Regions from separate parts of the Homo sapiens genome. Here region 1 is linked to region 2. Evidence: chromatin loops called from intact Hi-C (ENCODE). Cell type or tissue: ascending aorta. All regions are shown on one strand. Links, peaks and the distances in the headings refer to the core of each region. The heading gives the core; the rest is flanking DNA.

The links. A loop is a pair of places that touch in the nucleus more often than their neighbours do. Peaks named below come from ENCODE experiments on the same cell type or tissue, not always from the same donor. Only the 100,000 strongest peaks of a DNase experiment are listed, where the experiment ranks them.
Region 1: a loop joins it to region 2, with 2.7 times the contacts of the local background. A loop is called at or near these places in 2 of 110 quality-filtered maps.

What each region holds. Positions count from the first base shown.
Region 1 is chr5:129,959,986-129,968,336 of GRCh38, forward strand. All of the region lies in intron 2 of CHSY3 (chondroitin sulfate synthase 3), which reads left to right. Among named protein-coding and RNA genes, the nearest start is that of CHSY3-AS1, 58 kb to the left of the region's middle. In ascending aorta, for the core only: no CTCF peak of the experiment used is centred there; a DNase peak (open chromatin) is centred at 3,576; H3K27ac peaks cover 4,232 bases.
Region 2 is chr5:130,050,670-130,059,020 of GRCh38, forward strand. The region is part of intron 2 of CHSY3 (chondroitin sulfate synthase 3); the gene reads left to right. Among named protein-coding and RNA genes, the nearest start is that of CHSY3-AS1, 150 kb to the left of the region's middle. In ascending aorta, for the core only: no CTCF peak of the experiment used is centred there; a DNase peak (open chromatin) is centred at 5,112; H3K27ac peaks cover 3,786 bases.

The DNA.
Region 1 (8,351 bases), core at 293-8,292, 91 kb before region 2:
CCTAACCCAAAGGACTCTGAATGGACTAAGTTAGTTTTATGACAAGAGATGATGATTTAATGAAGTTAGAAGGCTTTTCTGGGACCCCACCAGTAGAATTTTCCCTCCCTTAAGAAAGCTTCTTTCCATTCCCGGCACACTTAGCACATCTTCCTATCATGGTCCTGATGCTCTTTGTGGGCTTTACAGGATTCTTTCTCTCCCTGTTTGACGTTGTCCACAGAAGGGCTGGTAGAGTTTGGCATGAAGCAGACATTCACTTAATGTGGTTGAATGAATAAAGATTGAGCTTATAAAGTTTGGAAGATCTTTGAAGGTTTTTGGCCAAAAATGACATGGTGAATACAATGTCTCCAAAATATTTATTTCCTGATACTCTTTAAAATGGTCATTGAGGTTGGGATTTTGTCACTGGGTATACTTTTTAATAAATAACTTCAAGGATTAATGTGTTTTCTTGTGAAATGACTTGGGAAATTTAAATTTTTATCATTTAAAAAAGACAACTGTAGTATGATGAGCCAGTCATCATGCTACATTTTGGTCATTTTACTTAAATACGTGAGAAAACGGAAATTACAAAAAAGATTATTAAACTCCAACTTTGATTTTAATTAGATTTATTTGTTTTAAAGTTTTAAGACTCTCAATGTAATAATCTCTGATAATTTGGTAAATATGAAGCTTTGTATCAACATCTTTTTAGGAAATCATTTGTTTTATGTATGAAATATTTTTTAAAAAAATAATGCATGCCATTGTTTAAAAAGTAAACTAGTTTTTATTTTTCCTGCAAAATTAACAGATTTTTGTGAAACATTTTATATGTACCCTACTCCAAATAATAACATAAATAAGAAAGGGCATTATAAAAGACTGCCCTTGTAATTATTTTACTTTGTGCCTAGTGTTCGTAGTTATCAAATTATAATTTATTTTCCAAGTTACTCTGAAAGCCGTGTCCACCAGTGGATATGATCAAACCAGTAGACAATTTCCGCAGTATGTTCTGAGTTGAAATTCTTCCCAGAGTGACTTGAATTGGAATGTTTGGTTGATTGCGGCAAGTCTGACTTGCTTTTCACCATAAATGGTACAGACATGAGTTTTCAGAAAACGGGCAATGGAAATTACAGCTAATGCATGGAACACACCAAAAGGGGTAATTGCTTCCTTCCTTCCCTCTTTAAATTCAGTATTTCTGACATTGCTAACGTTGCTCAAAATGCTTACTTTTCTAATTGCAACATATAAAGTCAGTAAAAGCAGGGAAGGTATGTAACAGTGATGAAAAGGGTTTGAATTGAGACAGAATAAAATGTGTGTTCATATTGGCCTATTATTTCTTAAAATAGTTTTATGTGAAATAGCAATATACAGAGAATTATTCCTTGAATTGTGTGAACTTTTCAAATTGAACTCTCATTTGAGAAAAATAGTTTAGACCACTTACTGCCCCCTTTTAAGAAATGATAATCAGTGATGATCATCCATTTCTTTTTATATCTGAGCATACTGTACACAGTATGCACTTAGCCCTAGAAGTTTTTCTCTGATACCCAAAAGTTCTAAACTGCTCCAGGCTTTCCACACCTTTTGTTTCTGATTTTAAACACTACCTCAGATAACCCCTTCTCTGATCACACATTTTTTTTTCTTTGAGCATAATTATTCAACGATTCCCTCCTTTTCTCTCCATTAGCCTCTTTCTTCCTTTCTGATCCAGGATGGTCCACAATTTGAGTAACCTTTAAGCATTAATTTGTTTATGAAATTACAACCTGACATAAACTTGTGCAACAGCTGTACTTTTTTCCCTCTAGTCAATAAACTTTTTTAAAAAAACTTTCAATAACTATTTCAGATCTTCTCTATTCTCATGCTTTTTATTACTCACCTCATTTTCTACAGGTGACTCTACTCCTTCCATCCAGAAGAAAATAAAAGTCATTTGGGAACTCTCATATTCTCTCAGCCCAAACCAGGAAACTATCCATACCTGCAGCCAATCTTTCAACTTTGTCCCTAAGTTACATACATAACAGGGGTCCTACTCATCTCATACCAATCCCTGCTTCTGGGTTTTGTTTCCTGTATCCCCAACCCTCTCAGAAAATTTTCATTATGAATTATTTTCTCCTCTCTTCGGTACCAACTATTGCATCTCAAAAGAATCATTCCAATCAAGACTCAGACTCAACACTACTATGGCTGAACGCATAACCTTCAGCATCAAGCCTTGCCTTTTCTTCTCTAATCTCAGCAAATGGTACCACCACCAAGCCAATTGAACAGAAACCTAAGTCATTCATGAGATCTCCTCCTCTCTCCCTGAATTCAATCTGTCCCCAAGTCTTGTTGCTATTGCCTCCTAAATATCTCCTTTAAATCCACTTGTTTTCCTCTCTCCTCTTAACACCCTCATCTAGGCTGGCATCATCTGTTTCCAGAGACACTGCACAAACTTCCTAATGCATCAAGATTGTTCTCTGATTTGCAGCTGTATTTATCTTTTCTGATTGTAAATATGACCTGTCACTGCCCTGCTTAAAACTATTTAGTTGTTTCCCATAAAACACAATATAAAGACCACACTCCTTTCTGTAGCCCATGAGATCCTGCATGGTCTGACACCTGTGTGCTTTTGCAGCTCTGTCTCATGCTCTCTGCTCTCTGCTCTCCAACCACCACAGCCTTCTCTAGTCAAGCAAAGAAATCCTGCTTCCTCCTCTTTGATGGTGACATCAAGTCTCTGGACTCTGGCTTTTTTTGTACATATTAACTTGATGGCTGAATTCCGGCTTCAAGGATTGCATTCAAATGATAACTCCAGCAGAAAGAGCAGAATTATCATCCAGAAGAGCCAGTTGACTCTATGAGAGGTTAGAACACATGGGTTGTGATGTAGGCTGCACCTAACTTTGGTATTGATAGCCCATTCTGGAACAGCCAACTTGGGGGTCTTTGCGGGTTATGTTTTATATTCTGCTCCTGGTGTTCTAGTAACTTCAGGGTGGTTGCTGGGAGCCTCAAAGGTAGATGCCAGGGTTTCAGCTCCAGTGGTAAAGCCGGAATAATGAGAATTGACTATAACTTGTAATCGGTCTAGCAAAACTATGGTGGAATGGGGAGAGAGGGCCTCTATACTGAGCCTAGATCTAGAATGCTATTGATTATTGAAGAGAGATGTGTACACTGTTTTATTTCCCAGGCTTGGAAAGTGGATAATAGCTATTACAGATATGTTACATCTCTATAGTCTTTTGATGTTTAGGAAACTATTTTCATCTACTACCTTGGTTGATAGCTTACTTGATTGTTAGGGTAGGCATGAGAAACATTTTTCAATTTCTTTTTGTATAAATGAAAAAGCTAAGAGAAGGGTTATGACTTGCCCACGACACTTGAGTGTCAGAGTCCAGCATGAGCAGCTCCTTGTTCTGATTTCTGTGCTTCCCCTCATGGGACTGGTATAACATTTAACACTATTCTGGTCACGGTGTGTACTATTAACATATGAGTGAAGTGTGATGCAGTGGGAAAATGACTAGCAGATGACACTATGGAGTCAGTTTTCAGCTGCTTTTCACAGTGCAGCCCTCTATTCAGCAGTTAAATCGACCTATTTTTAGTTGTGTTTGGGACAAAGCCCAGAGCTGCACTTTACAGAGTCTACAACCTCCTGTTGGGTGTTATTGCCCTTAGTCATCATTTGAATGTTTCTTATGTCATCTGACTCAGAAAGTCCACATTTTCATTTTCTTCCACAGAATTGGTTTGGCTAATCTTGGGTCCTATATAATGTCAGTTTTTTTTTTCCTTTAAGAGTTTGAAAAAACCCCAGGGATGTGTGTGGGCATGTGTGTGCATATATGTATCTGTGTATATATGTGTATGTGTATATGTGTAGGTGTGTACATGTATCTATATGTATGTATATCTGTATGTGTGTGCACATGTCCTGTAATTCACTTGGGATAATAAATTTCTGAATCATGGTAGTGCTCACTTTCTCCATCCTCACTGTTTAGGATGGTATATTGCCAGTCAGAAACAGATACAGTGGGCAACCTTTCCCTCAAGCCCATCTGATGGGCATCAAGGAAGTCTGTGCTGGATGAGAGTGGAATAATGGTTTGCCTCCTTACTCTAGGGCCAGGATTTTATGTGGCTGGAAGTTGTTTTTAGAGAAGAAACTCTGATGTACTTTCTGGCTGTGTGATCCTAGACTAACTGACTGAAGGTCTGATTTGACCCTGAATACCCAAGGATACACCTGCTCTTATATACAAATATGTGAGGAAGAGAAGGTGTATCCTTGGGTAAGGTGGAATTCCCACTCCTACTGCCCTAGCATCTTCTGTTTCATCAGTTGGGCTCTACCTAGCTTGGGAGGGAGAGGATAGGAGAAGATGAAGAGAAGAGGGTAATTATAAATACCCTCCAGTAAAGAGAAGAAGGTAATTATAATTTTTCCCGAAGCTAGGGGCTAACACAGCCCAAGTGTGCATTCAGATATAGGACTCCAGTAGCTCTCAATCCATCCCTGTCAATGTTATGTGCCTCTCTTCTATTTGGGATTCCCAGCTGGAAAACAATGCGCAGTCCTATCTCGTCTTATTTTAACAGCCACTCTTTAACAGTCTGGGATTGAATTATTCAGGGCAATTTTCCCCCTGTGTATATAGCAAATAGTATGTAGAGAATCTTAATCACTTTAGAAATAATCTTAATTACTGTCATAAGACTGGTTATTAGTAATTCTGGTGTGTTTAAAATTCAAATTAGTATAAAGAGTTTTTATTCCTCACTGTACAAACTCTGGAGCAATGAAGCTGCTCACAGTGTAAATCTTCTCTTTTCCCCCACTTTTAGAGCTATGACTGAAAACACAAAAGGTTCTTGATTTTTTCATTCCCCATCTGTTTTCTGTCATTCAAATACCAGTACATTATTTGAAATATAGTTAGTCTGCAGCCACAGTACATAGGTTGAATCATGTGTAACTTTTCATGTTGACCAATTTAAACTTTACTTTTAATTGAAAAACATTTTCAAGTGCCTCATGACATCAGTTGGAATTTTCTTGGTTTGTGTGTCAGTGAGGATTTGGATTCACGAGTTTTCCTTCCAGGGGGAAGAGGCAAAGAGGTTAGATGGTGTGGGTGCACGTTATTTTGTGGAAAGAGCTCTGAAATGGGTGGTAGAAATCTGGTTTTCAGGTCAACTTCTGGGAAACACTGCCATTTGACATTGGGGAAGTGATGTTACCTCTTTAGAACTGAGATTTGTCATCTGGAAAATTGGCAGAAGTTGCCTAGATATATTCTACCTTACCAGCTTTGAAATCTGTGACACCATCACGTATTACTTTGATTTTATTGCAGAATTTCCAAATTACATTTCCGTATAATACAGTATGATGTGGAGCTGATCAAAAGTTTGCTTTAACTGTCAGTCCTGGTGGTTAAATAAATATTGTACATAGTTCACTTTGTGGACTCTTCAATTCTAGTTATCATATGCTATTTTGGTGCTGCAGTGCACCTTGAGGTTACTCCATTTAGATACACTGTTTAATCCAGTGCTTCTGTGAGTCATTAAAGAAAGGTTTTCATCGTACCTTTTGTTGAAACGAGATAATTGACAGGTTTCAGAAAGGAACCTGGAATCGTGGGGAGGTTACTAATTTCTAACATATAATTGATAAAGGGTAATTGTCTTTTCACATTTGTCAAACTTTTTTTCAGTAATTATTCTTTGCAGCAATAGGAAAGAAATTGTAGAGATGTCTCATTTAAGGTCACCAGAGATTTTATTTTATATTACAGAATACTGGTTGATCAGCTATTTGCCTGTTGATAAACTTGTTGGTATAAAAACATTTCAGTTAGTGAGATCAGAGCCTTAAATTCTTGTTTTAAAAGTTGTTACATGAGGAGTAGTTGACTAACTCGTCTCATACTCCACAGATTCTGGGTTCTGTCCATCAGACACATATTTTGGTGAGGGGAGCTCTGTACACACATGCAAAGATGTAAAGCTCCATCCTAACTTTTCTGACAACATGCTTTATTCCAGGTGATAGTCTGTATTTGTATTATAGGCTGTTAGAGAAAAAGCACCTTTAAAGTATTAGAAATACCAAATGATTTGAGAAGAACAGGTGTTGAAATGTCAAGGAATGTTTGTGTAGTGGAAGCAAAAGTGTGGAGTATTTTTCTTCTGTTTAATCTGTTGATCCAAATACATTCATCTTTGGCAACTATCCAGTGTCTTGTGCATAACAGGAACTCAGTAAGTGATTGGCAAGTGAAAATAAGGCCGCATTTTCAGTGCACAGCTCAGCAGGTAGGTAGTGCATTGTGTAAAATTTGCTGCACTGCACAAGTGTGAACCTGGGCTCTCTAACTACTTGCCAGATAACCGTTATCTCTCTGAGCATTTGAGCACTCATCTGAAAATGGGGGCAATGTAAGATCCATGTCATAAGGCTGTTATGAGCATTAAATTAGATAATATGATGTTAATAAAATGATAAAATTTTTAATGAAAAATAAGTAAATAACAAATACCTTTATTTGTGTCTCATAACATCTCGGAGGTATGAAAATTGAAAGATTCCCAAGACATACTCATCAAATCACAGTTTGGAGTTTATAGACCTCTACAAATTTGGCAGATATTCTTTACATGGAACTTTTGCAGCTCCATGAAAAGTTCTGCTTTTATCCAGTGTCTGCTCGAAGGAAAGACTCTCACCTACTGTTTGTGTATCAGTTTTCCTAAAGTGGGTTTAGTTCTTGCCTTGAAAAGGGAATGAAAAAAGTCACTAAGAAGTAACAATAAGAAGGGAACCAATGCCTGACTTTATTTTCTTTCTTGATGATCAAGTTGTCCCTCCTACAGTACAGATACTGTAAGTAACTTTATACTTAAGGTCAAAGTACTCCTTGTGTAGGGTCTCAACGTGTCTAGTGTTACCTGTGTCTAAAGCAATTTAAGAAGGCCATCATAAGTGATTTGACCATCTTCTATTTATATAACCAATTTAGAGTGGCAGAGTTGTAACAGAAAAAGATACTCAAAATCCAAAGCCCTTGTTTAACATCAGAATTCACTCCTTAACTGGCTTCAGTATCTTCATAAAATAAAAATCATGTACCTATCTCATAGACTCTGTAGTTTAATATGCCCATGCCACATTTATATAGGGTGAGAAAGACTTTGAAGCAGGGAAGATGGAATTAGTTAATGGAGAGCCTTTTTACATGTCTTAAGAGTCAACATTTGATACAAGAGGAATCAAGTCATGTAAATAAGGACTATTTTCAAATGATTATACTTGATGAAAAGTCTTATGTGGAATACCATTTTAGATATGTGTATATATATGCTTATCTTGTTTACTTTTAAATATCATTTTAAGAGAATTAAACACACTTATTTCTGTAAAATTGAAAAGTCATTTCTAACAGTTCCTTTTCCTGCTAAATATGGCATTTATTTAAAAGATCTAATATTTACCAGTCGCTGCTATTTGGTTCTCTGAAAACCCTCCTAATTATCTGTGAAAGCCAAATGTGATCTGAGCTTTCTTGGCAAAAGGATATTGACTTTCATTAAGACTGAATTGCAGTACAGACCTTTAAGCCTTTATCTGCATCTCATTAATTGGCATGTGATTTGGGAGAGTGGCTATTAATTATACAGAAGACGGTGAGTGAATAGAAAGGATCATTCAAAGGCAAACTATGCTTAAACCTGACCATGTCCACAGACAGTATATACTTCATCTGGCAGTCATTAATTTTCCTAAGTGTTTGAAATCAGCCATAGTAAGGGTTTTTAAATGGCACATCTAGAAATAACATTAATGTCTAGATTTTTACAATTTAATTTCCTGGAAAGTCATTTTTTTAAACTTGCATGAATTTTTGGTTGAAGTGGCAATAAGAGAGTATACATAATATGATAAGCTACAGATCCATTTTTAATAATAAAATCTCTCTTCCCCTGACAATAAACTATGGTAGTGTAGTCTTCAAAAAATCCACTAAGTTAAAATAAAGTTTTCAAGTTAAAATAAAGATACAAGAAGAGACAATCCTCATACCTATCTTTAAGATGTCAGCAAGTAGATTGTGCCTTGTTAAATATATACTGTTGGGGAATCTAAATTATTCTTTCAATTCCATTAGAGTGATATCTCATAATATACATCGATAAATCCACACATAAGAATAGACCAAAATGAACTTGCAATTAACTTTATGTGAATTCCCTGTTTTCCATTTTATCTGTGTAGCTAACATTTTTTAAATTTGAACATATATTTTCAAGTTGTCTCT
Region 2 (8,351 bases), core at 238-8,237:
CAAGTTCTAGATAAGAACCTGTCTTAGCCATCAAGGAAATGAGAATTTTCACTAGGCCTATGTAAATGTACTCATCTTCAATATGGGTACTCATCTACGCATACATATGAGTCAGCTAGACTCAGCAAGGTTTGAGGAAAACCAGCCAGCAGAATTGTTACCACATTCAGCTACACATGAAACACGTTTATTTGTCTTTTTCACTATGGCATTGTTGCTATTAGCCATCAGTAAGTTAATGATTGTGTTAATTGTTATATACCCACCTTTGGGCTGTTAATGCAGCTATTACAAAAAATATGGTATATTTAAATGTACTATCATAAAAATATAAAATATATTCTTAAATGGAAAAAAGTTAAAAGCTATAAAGTATTATTTGATTTTTGTTAACAAAAGAAAAACATGTTTATAATTGCAAGTAAATCTTTAGTAAGACATAGGAACAATGTATACCAAACTCTTAACAATGGTCACCTCTGTGGAAGGGAGTGGATGGAGATGAGGATGTGGTGGAGGTGGGCGTGCATGGAGGGAAACGTCATATTATGTTGTGTGCAATTCTATATTGCTTGGATTTGTTTTTAGGGTAAAAATATATTCATTTGTTGCTTCTGTAAGTAAAATATAAAGAATATAATTGAAAATCACTATAGAACTTTTTTTTAAAGGAGCTAAAGTTCTTTAAAGACTGCCTATCTGTCTACCAGATCCACTAAATTTTGATTCTTTCTAGGCTCTTACTTTCTTAACCAAAGAAAAACATGTTTTTTAGACACAGTGGGCCTGCAGTGCTCACAATGTAATCAAGTTATTACACGCTAGGGAAGAAAACTCATACCACATGGTATATATGTAATAGAACCCCAAAGAATGACCTAGAAAATGATCATAGGATGTCATTAATACCTGGGGGATGGGACAGGGACATTTCCTGTGAGGAGGACAAGCTTCATTACTAGAGTGATAAGCCAGAATCAGACATTTGAGGAAAGGAAAAAAACTTATGGGAAAAAGATAGAGATAACATTTAAGGTGTATTCAGGGGACAGAGACCCGGGCAGATGAAATGCAAAACAAGTGAAACATTCTGGGAAAGATAAGGGGAGAAAAGCAAATTGTGGAAATTGTGAATGGACTTGTAAACCAGACGTTAGAATTTGAGTTGCCAGAGAAGGTGACAGGCATTTAAATTAGATGCAGTACATTGAGATGACAGAAAAATATTCAGTAGTAGAATTGGGAATGACAACTGTGTGCATTAAAATTCTTAAAAAAAAAAAAAAGAAACTCACCTCGAAAACAAAACTGGAATGTACTAAAATGATTAGGGTACAGCAAACCAAGAACTAAACTTTGCCCCTCTCTTGTTTCTCTGGGTGTATCTGCATCATTCTTTTCTTTCTCTCTGCAGATGAGCTTTCATGAACTCTCAGTCCACACTGCCATAGATGGTCATTCCCACAGCTCCTGCTCTGCATGGTGTAGCCCCATAGACAGAGGTACTGGACTCCCTGTCACCTAATCTCTCTCAGGGGGAGAGAGAAATCTAATTAGCCAATCTGGGCTCAAGAACCCATCCAATAATCTATAGTGAGGAGTAGTGAGCAGTTCATGGTGCAGTCATAACTCCTGGGAGTTCCCCCCACAGTGGGGGTGTGGTTCCCAGAGCAAGTGAGGGGAAGACTTGTGATCAGGTACCTTCTCTCTCTATTAACTATGTAACTATTAGCTACATAATTGCCATTGGGAAGATTTTACTTTTGGTATTATTATCCATAAAGATATTGATAAATATTTTGTGACAAAGCATTGGCCCCATGGCACTGCTCATGCCAGTTTACCATCAATAACAATTTTTTTTTATTTTGTGAACTTAAAATATTTATGAATGTCTTATTTTATGAACTGCTGTGAGAGAAAATAAGGGGGAATTTTATTCAAAGGGAAAACAGAGACATCTGTCTAATCAAGAAGTGCTGAAACCAAACTTGGGAAATATACTTTTTTTTCTATTCTGGTAAGGGAGCCTATGTCTTTTATCCAAGGCTTTTCACATCTTAATACCATTTAAATATTATAATCAGATAATATCCACAGGCGTTAATTTATCCTTTCTGCCTCTATTTTACAAATGAAAAGCTGAAGCATTTAAATTTTCTCAATGCTACATAAGACAGAAAAATGGACTCAGTAACTTTAAGTACTGGAATATGCTCCAGTACTAAAACAGGAATGCCCAGAAGAGACAGGAAGCTATAAACCATGTTAAGTAAACAATACAAAAACTTAATAATTATGAAATACAGCAAACAAGGAGTGAATTGGATAACAAGCCCATGATGAACTGTTGAGTCAGTTGTATAATTACAGATATTATAAGTTCAGAGGAAGGCAGTATCCTAAAGATTAGACATGGCTCAATAATTTATGTATTCCCAAATAGGAACACTTCTAAATTGAATAATTAAAGAAGAGTTTGTTTTAACAGGAGAAATAGCTGGTCTGTATAGAGTTAGTCTCCTGAAGGAGAAAAGAATCACATGATAGCTAAGTAAAACAAAAACTAGGATGTAATAGATTTTAAGTAACAAACAGAAAATATAGACAATGAGGGCAGAGTCAAAGTTAGGACCAAAATGAGTTTACTTTTAGTTAAAAGTAATAAGGAAGCAAGAACTATAATCAAGCAAAAGCTATATAGGGTGAAATGTAAGAATTAGTGAATTGGAGGTGGGAAGCCCAGGTAGGCAGATCTGTAGAAGGAATCTATAGAGTAGAAATGCATCCGTTAGTAATGATGGTCATTCCTCATGTTTCTGATTCTCAAATGCATACATACTCTCTCAGTTCCAGAACTATCCTTCAGTTCCTAATTGGGAGGCCAAGCTTATGATGTGTCTTGATTGCAGACTTGTATGTGATACCCTTATCTTTATTACGTCACATGTGTCTTACAGTGGCTCCAGTGCTGGCCTTAGTGAGTCTCTATTCTTTATAGCAGGGGAAGATAAAGTAGAACCATAGAACAAATATGGCCAGAAAAGGGAAGAGTTAAAGAAAGCATTGCATTAGGAGCCTGAGTGATTGGGAAAATATCAACATTAATGATAGAAATCATGAAAATAAAAGGGTATGTTTAGATGAGCTCACTTTTAGGTGTATTTTTCGTTATCTTAATTTTGAGGTGCTCAAAAATGAAATATAAATGCCTCATAAATCTGGAAAATTCATCATGAGATATCAAGATATGTTTATTTTACTCATTTTCCCAGCATTCATTAGAACTTCTAAATCCAAGAGCCTAAAACTTTCCTCAGTTTTAAGACATTTTGTTCCATGCTTGCTTTACATGTCCTTATGCTTTATTTTCTTATTCTTGGTTTCTGGAAAGCCTGTCGTCAAATATTGGAATCAGTCCTTCATATCCTTTGGCTTTACTTTCACGCTTTGTATCTCTTGGTATTTTTAATAGCTTCTGGGAGAATTCTGGCTCATTCTTCTAATTTGTTCTTTCGCTGTGCCCATTCTCTTATTCAGCTCATCTATTGAGATTTAAATGTCAGTGATCATTTTTGTCATTTTTCTGAAAATTAGTTGATTTTTATTATGGATATAGCCTCCTATTTCCCTGATGATATTAATCATACTTAATCTAAATTTTTGAGAAATTTCTTCTAACCTTGTTTTCAAATATATTAATATTTATTAGCTGCTTTTCATGGCATTGGCTTTCCTTAAATGTCTATATGCTCATCTTTAGAATCAGGATTCCTTGTTAGCTCAAGAAAAAGTCTAGTGAAGTAGTTAAGAAGATAAGGCCCAGAGCCCCATGGCCTCTGATGAAATTCCTGCACTACCATGTGCTGGCCCTGTGATATTAATATTCCCTAAGTTACCCTGTGACTAATGTGACTTCTCATTTCTGTGCCTCAGTTTCCTCACATATATAAACTCTTACTTCACAGGGTTTCATGGGAATTAAATTATTAACACATGCAGTGCTTTTGGAAGGAAACCTACCACTTAATGGATATTAGTTATTAATGTTATGAGAATAATGAAGTGTTTTAGTATTAATAAATACTAGCTTTTAATATTATATGACTACTGAAACATTTTATTGCATTCAGACTCCACTAGTTATGTGAGTGGTTAGGCTGTGTTGCTGAGCAGAGTTGGAGTGTACTAGTAGTTTGTCCTCTAGGTATGGAGGCTTTCTGATCCTACCTAATGTAGTCAGCCACCTGGGGAATTTACTACTCCAGCAGGGCTAGGTGGGGTCTGAGGATGGTGGTGGAAAATCATATCTCCTTCTCACTCCCTGGTCCAAGTGTATGTATGGAGGTGGAGGACTCCCTGGCTACTCCAATCTTGTATCACTACTCTTCACCCTGTGGGGAGTGTGTCTGGCTGTGGGTCTCTGTCTTCTGATACGTATAGGGATTTTTGATAGGAAAATGAAGTGCAGCATGTACTCTGATCCCCATCTTGAGGCAATTCTGAGTGTTTGTTTTGAATGTGACTTGCCTGATGTGATTCAACAAACAATTCTGTGTTTTTGACATGCCCTCCTTTCTGCCAATTATGTCTTAGAATTTGCCCCTTGTAAAAAAAAAAAAAAAAGTCGTTTTGAACTATGGATATGGAGGTCTACAAAAGTGTTATAAAGATAGCTTTTGTTTTTATTTCATAGTTTATGATACGTGGCTACAATAAGTAAATACATCCATTAATAACTAGTGTATAGATTTTTCCTGGTTTTCATTAATAAGTAGATTGTGAAACAAGAGTTGGAAACAAGTGGAAAATATTTTAAGTTCTTGGCTTTTTTGTACTGATGATATGTTAGAAGAGACATGGGAGTTTCTTCAGCTATTAGTTGAGCTGTCTTAATTAGTTTCATGGAATCAAATCATTTCATGATGGCTTTGAGGACATAAAATAAGATGACACATACACCCTAGTAGTATATATATGTCCTCTATACATCCCAAAGATTATTTTGAACAGGAGAACAACAGCAGCAGCAGCTGCTGCTGCTGCTGCTACCACTGCCACCGGAAGCACTGTGGTGGGAAGGGACTCAGTTTTCCAGGCGAAATGCCATTGAGTCCCGGACATTTTAACAAGATGATGTATTCAGTGTCTGAGCTCATGCAGGGCAGTGGCAGTGGCACCTTCATCCCTCTCCCTGCAGAATTGTCATTGTGGCTACTGGTCACCAATACCAAGGGACAACGTATGATAAAAAATGATGCTGGTAGAAAGATTTGGAGGGGGATAAGAATTGATGTTGATTCTCTTTCCCTTTTGATCACATAAGTATTAATGTTGCCTGAATCTGATGCATATTAAGATTCTCCTTTGTGGAAGAGGTAAATGCCTATAATGCTGTATCTAAGAATTGAAGCCAGTGTGACATGCCTTGAAAACCTCAAACTGTACTTTCTTTCCTATGTGCATCCTAACTTCTCCAGGTTGGATGCAGTTCATTGACCCAGAAGGTATCTGATGGCATGGAGTTGACATTTAAACAAACTTTCTGACTCAGGTGGTTCAAGAAAAAAGTTTTGGTTCATCAGAAAGAGAAGTTTGTTAAAAAAAAAAAAACTGGGCAGTTAATCTGACAGCTTCGTGTTCACTTTGATTTAAAATTTGCTTCTCTGTTGTTAAAATGTTAACATTCCATTTATTGTGGTTCCCATCTTTAGAATTTTTCTTTCTCTTTTGCTTAAAGAGCTTTGATAGAATTGCATTAGAATACTGTGGGCTGTTAAATATAGTCGTGATTTGTAAGAAAAGGAATTTCAAAATGAATCAAAGATGAATCTTCACTGATCTTAGAAAAGCAAAGGATACATGGAAGCTTGACTTTTCAGAATTGATCTTTTTGTTTTACAGCTTGTTTTCATTTCAATAAAAAAGACACTACTAAGTCTGCAAATACCTATCACAAAATCTTAAAGTAAATGTCATTTTTATTTATAGCATGCAGTGCACAGAGTAGTGTAGCTTAGTGATTTAGATCATGGATAAAATCCTGACTCAGTCCTTACTAGCTATGTGGTCTTGGGCAGGATTCTTAACTGTATTGGGACTCAATGTCCTCATATATAAAGTAGGAATAATAAGAGTATCTGTTTGATGGGGTTGTTAAGAGGACCATGTGAGTCAATACTCAGAAAGCACAAAGACTATATGCTACCTGGAAACAATATGTATATGTTTATTTTTAGCATTTCTTTCTTTTTTTTTTTTTTTTTTTTTTTTTGACAGAGTCTGGCTTTGTCACCCAGGCTGGAGTGCAGTGGCGTGATCTCGGCTCACTGCAAGCTCCTCCTCCCGGGTTCACGCCATTCTGCTGCCTCAGCCTCCTGAGTAGCTGGGACTACAGGCGCCCACCACCACTCCCAGCTAATTTTTTTGTATTTTTAGTAGAGAAGGGGTTTCACCATGTTAGCCAGGATGGTCTCGATCTCCTGACCTTGTGATCCACCCACCTCAGCCTCCCAAAGTGCTGGGATTACAGGCGTGAGCCACCGCACCCAGCCATATTTTTAGCATTTCTTTTTTTAAAAAACCACCTGAAATTATGGGGAAGCTTAAGTTATTGGACTATATAAAGTGAAATTGTTTCTGAAGCTGTTTGTAAACATATTTTGTGATTCTGACATCATGTGTAGTAAATTACTAAGAAAAAACTTCCCTAGTTATAATTAAGAACAATAATCATTCTCACTCTTATCACTGTTTTCTGAAACTAAAATATATTTCTTTCCTTTGTATAGCTCAGTATAAAAACTACAGAAAACTTAATGTGATGCTTTTAGAAGGAAAATCTTATCAATGATCCCATAATACTAATATTTGTCATTAATAACCTAGCACAGTTTATCTTACTGTTTGTAGCATTTTTATTCATTTTCAGAGCTGGTAGCAAAAATCACATTAAATTATATTGTTGGATGACAGTGCCTATTAATGTAAGTATAAAAGGACTAATGATGGACTCATCTATAATTTTTGGCTTGCTTTCTCCATACCTTCTCCAGTAGTAACTCTGTTGATGAAAACATTCGTACCAAGATGTTTACCCAATTTGTGAAATTCAATATGTGCCAAACTTAATTTTTCATCATTCATGCTCAGTTCTCAGACCTTTATCTGTTTCTCCCACCTCCTTTCAACCTTTCCCTTATACTGCCTATGTCAACACATACATGCACACAGAGAGAGAGAGAGAGAGAGAGAGACAGAGAGATACAGAGCACCTCTGTTCAACTTTCTTCTCAGATGTATCTTTGTTTCCTATTTCCCCAATCTCAAATATTTAGTTATATTTGAGTCATCATTTCTCTTTTTTTAAAAATTCAGAACACAGTGAAATTGTAATGAATCTTCCTTTAAAATCACTCTTCTTTCCTACCACTGCTGTCATGACTCTAGAGATAGCCTTCAGTGTCTGATTTTCTTCTTTCTGTATTGTCACTATACTTAACAACAATCTGTATTTGTTGGTCATATTGATTTTTATTATCAAATCTAGGTGCAAGGTACTCGTTGCTTTTGAAATGCTTCATTGACAAATTATCCTTTAAGTATGGGTAGGTGAAAAATGGACAAGGAAAGATGATATCATACAATATCATAAAATAATATAATAGAGAATAAATGGCCAGGCGTGGTGGCTCACACCTGTAATCCCAGCACTTTGGGAGGCTGAGGCAGGTGGATCACCTGAGGTCAGGGGTTCGAGACCAGCCTGGCTAACATGGTAAAACCCCATCTCTACTAAAAATACAGAATTAGTTGGGTGTGGTGGCATGTGCCTGTAATCCCAGCTACTTGGGGGGCTGAAGCAGGGGAATCACTTGAACCCTGAGGTGGAAGTTGCAGTGTGCCAAGATTGCACCATTGTACTCCAGCCTGGACTAAAAGAGTGAAACTTCGTCTCAAAAAGAAAAAAGAGGAAATATTTAGATTGATTGGTTAAAAGTATAAGGAACATATTAATTTTCTATTTTCAGCTATCAGTTTTCTGTGGCTGTCATATTACCACAAACTGGGTGCCTTAAAACAGCAGAAATATGTTCTCTTATTCTTCTGGAGGCCAGACGTCTGAAAGCAAGGTGTCAGCAGGGCTGTACTACCTCTGTGGCTCCAGGGGAGAATTCATTCTTTGCGTTTTCATCATTCTGGCTGTTGCCAGATTCCTTGACTTGTGTCCACCTCCCTTTGCTTTATCTTCAAGTGGCCTTCTTCTCTGTGTGTTTTTTATGAGACACTTGTCTTTGAATTTAGGGACTATGAAGGTTGATTTTTTGTATGGGTCAACTTGTCTATGGTGT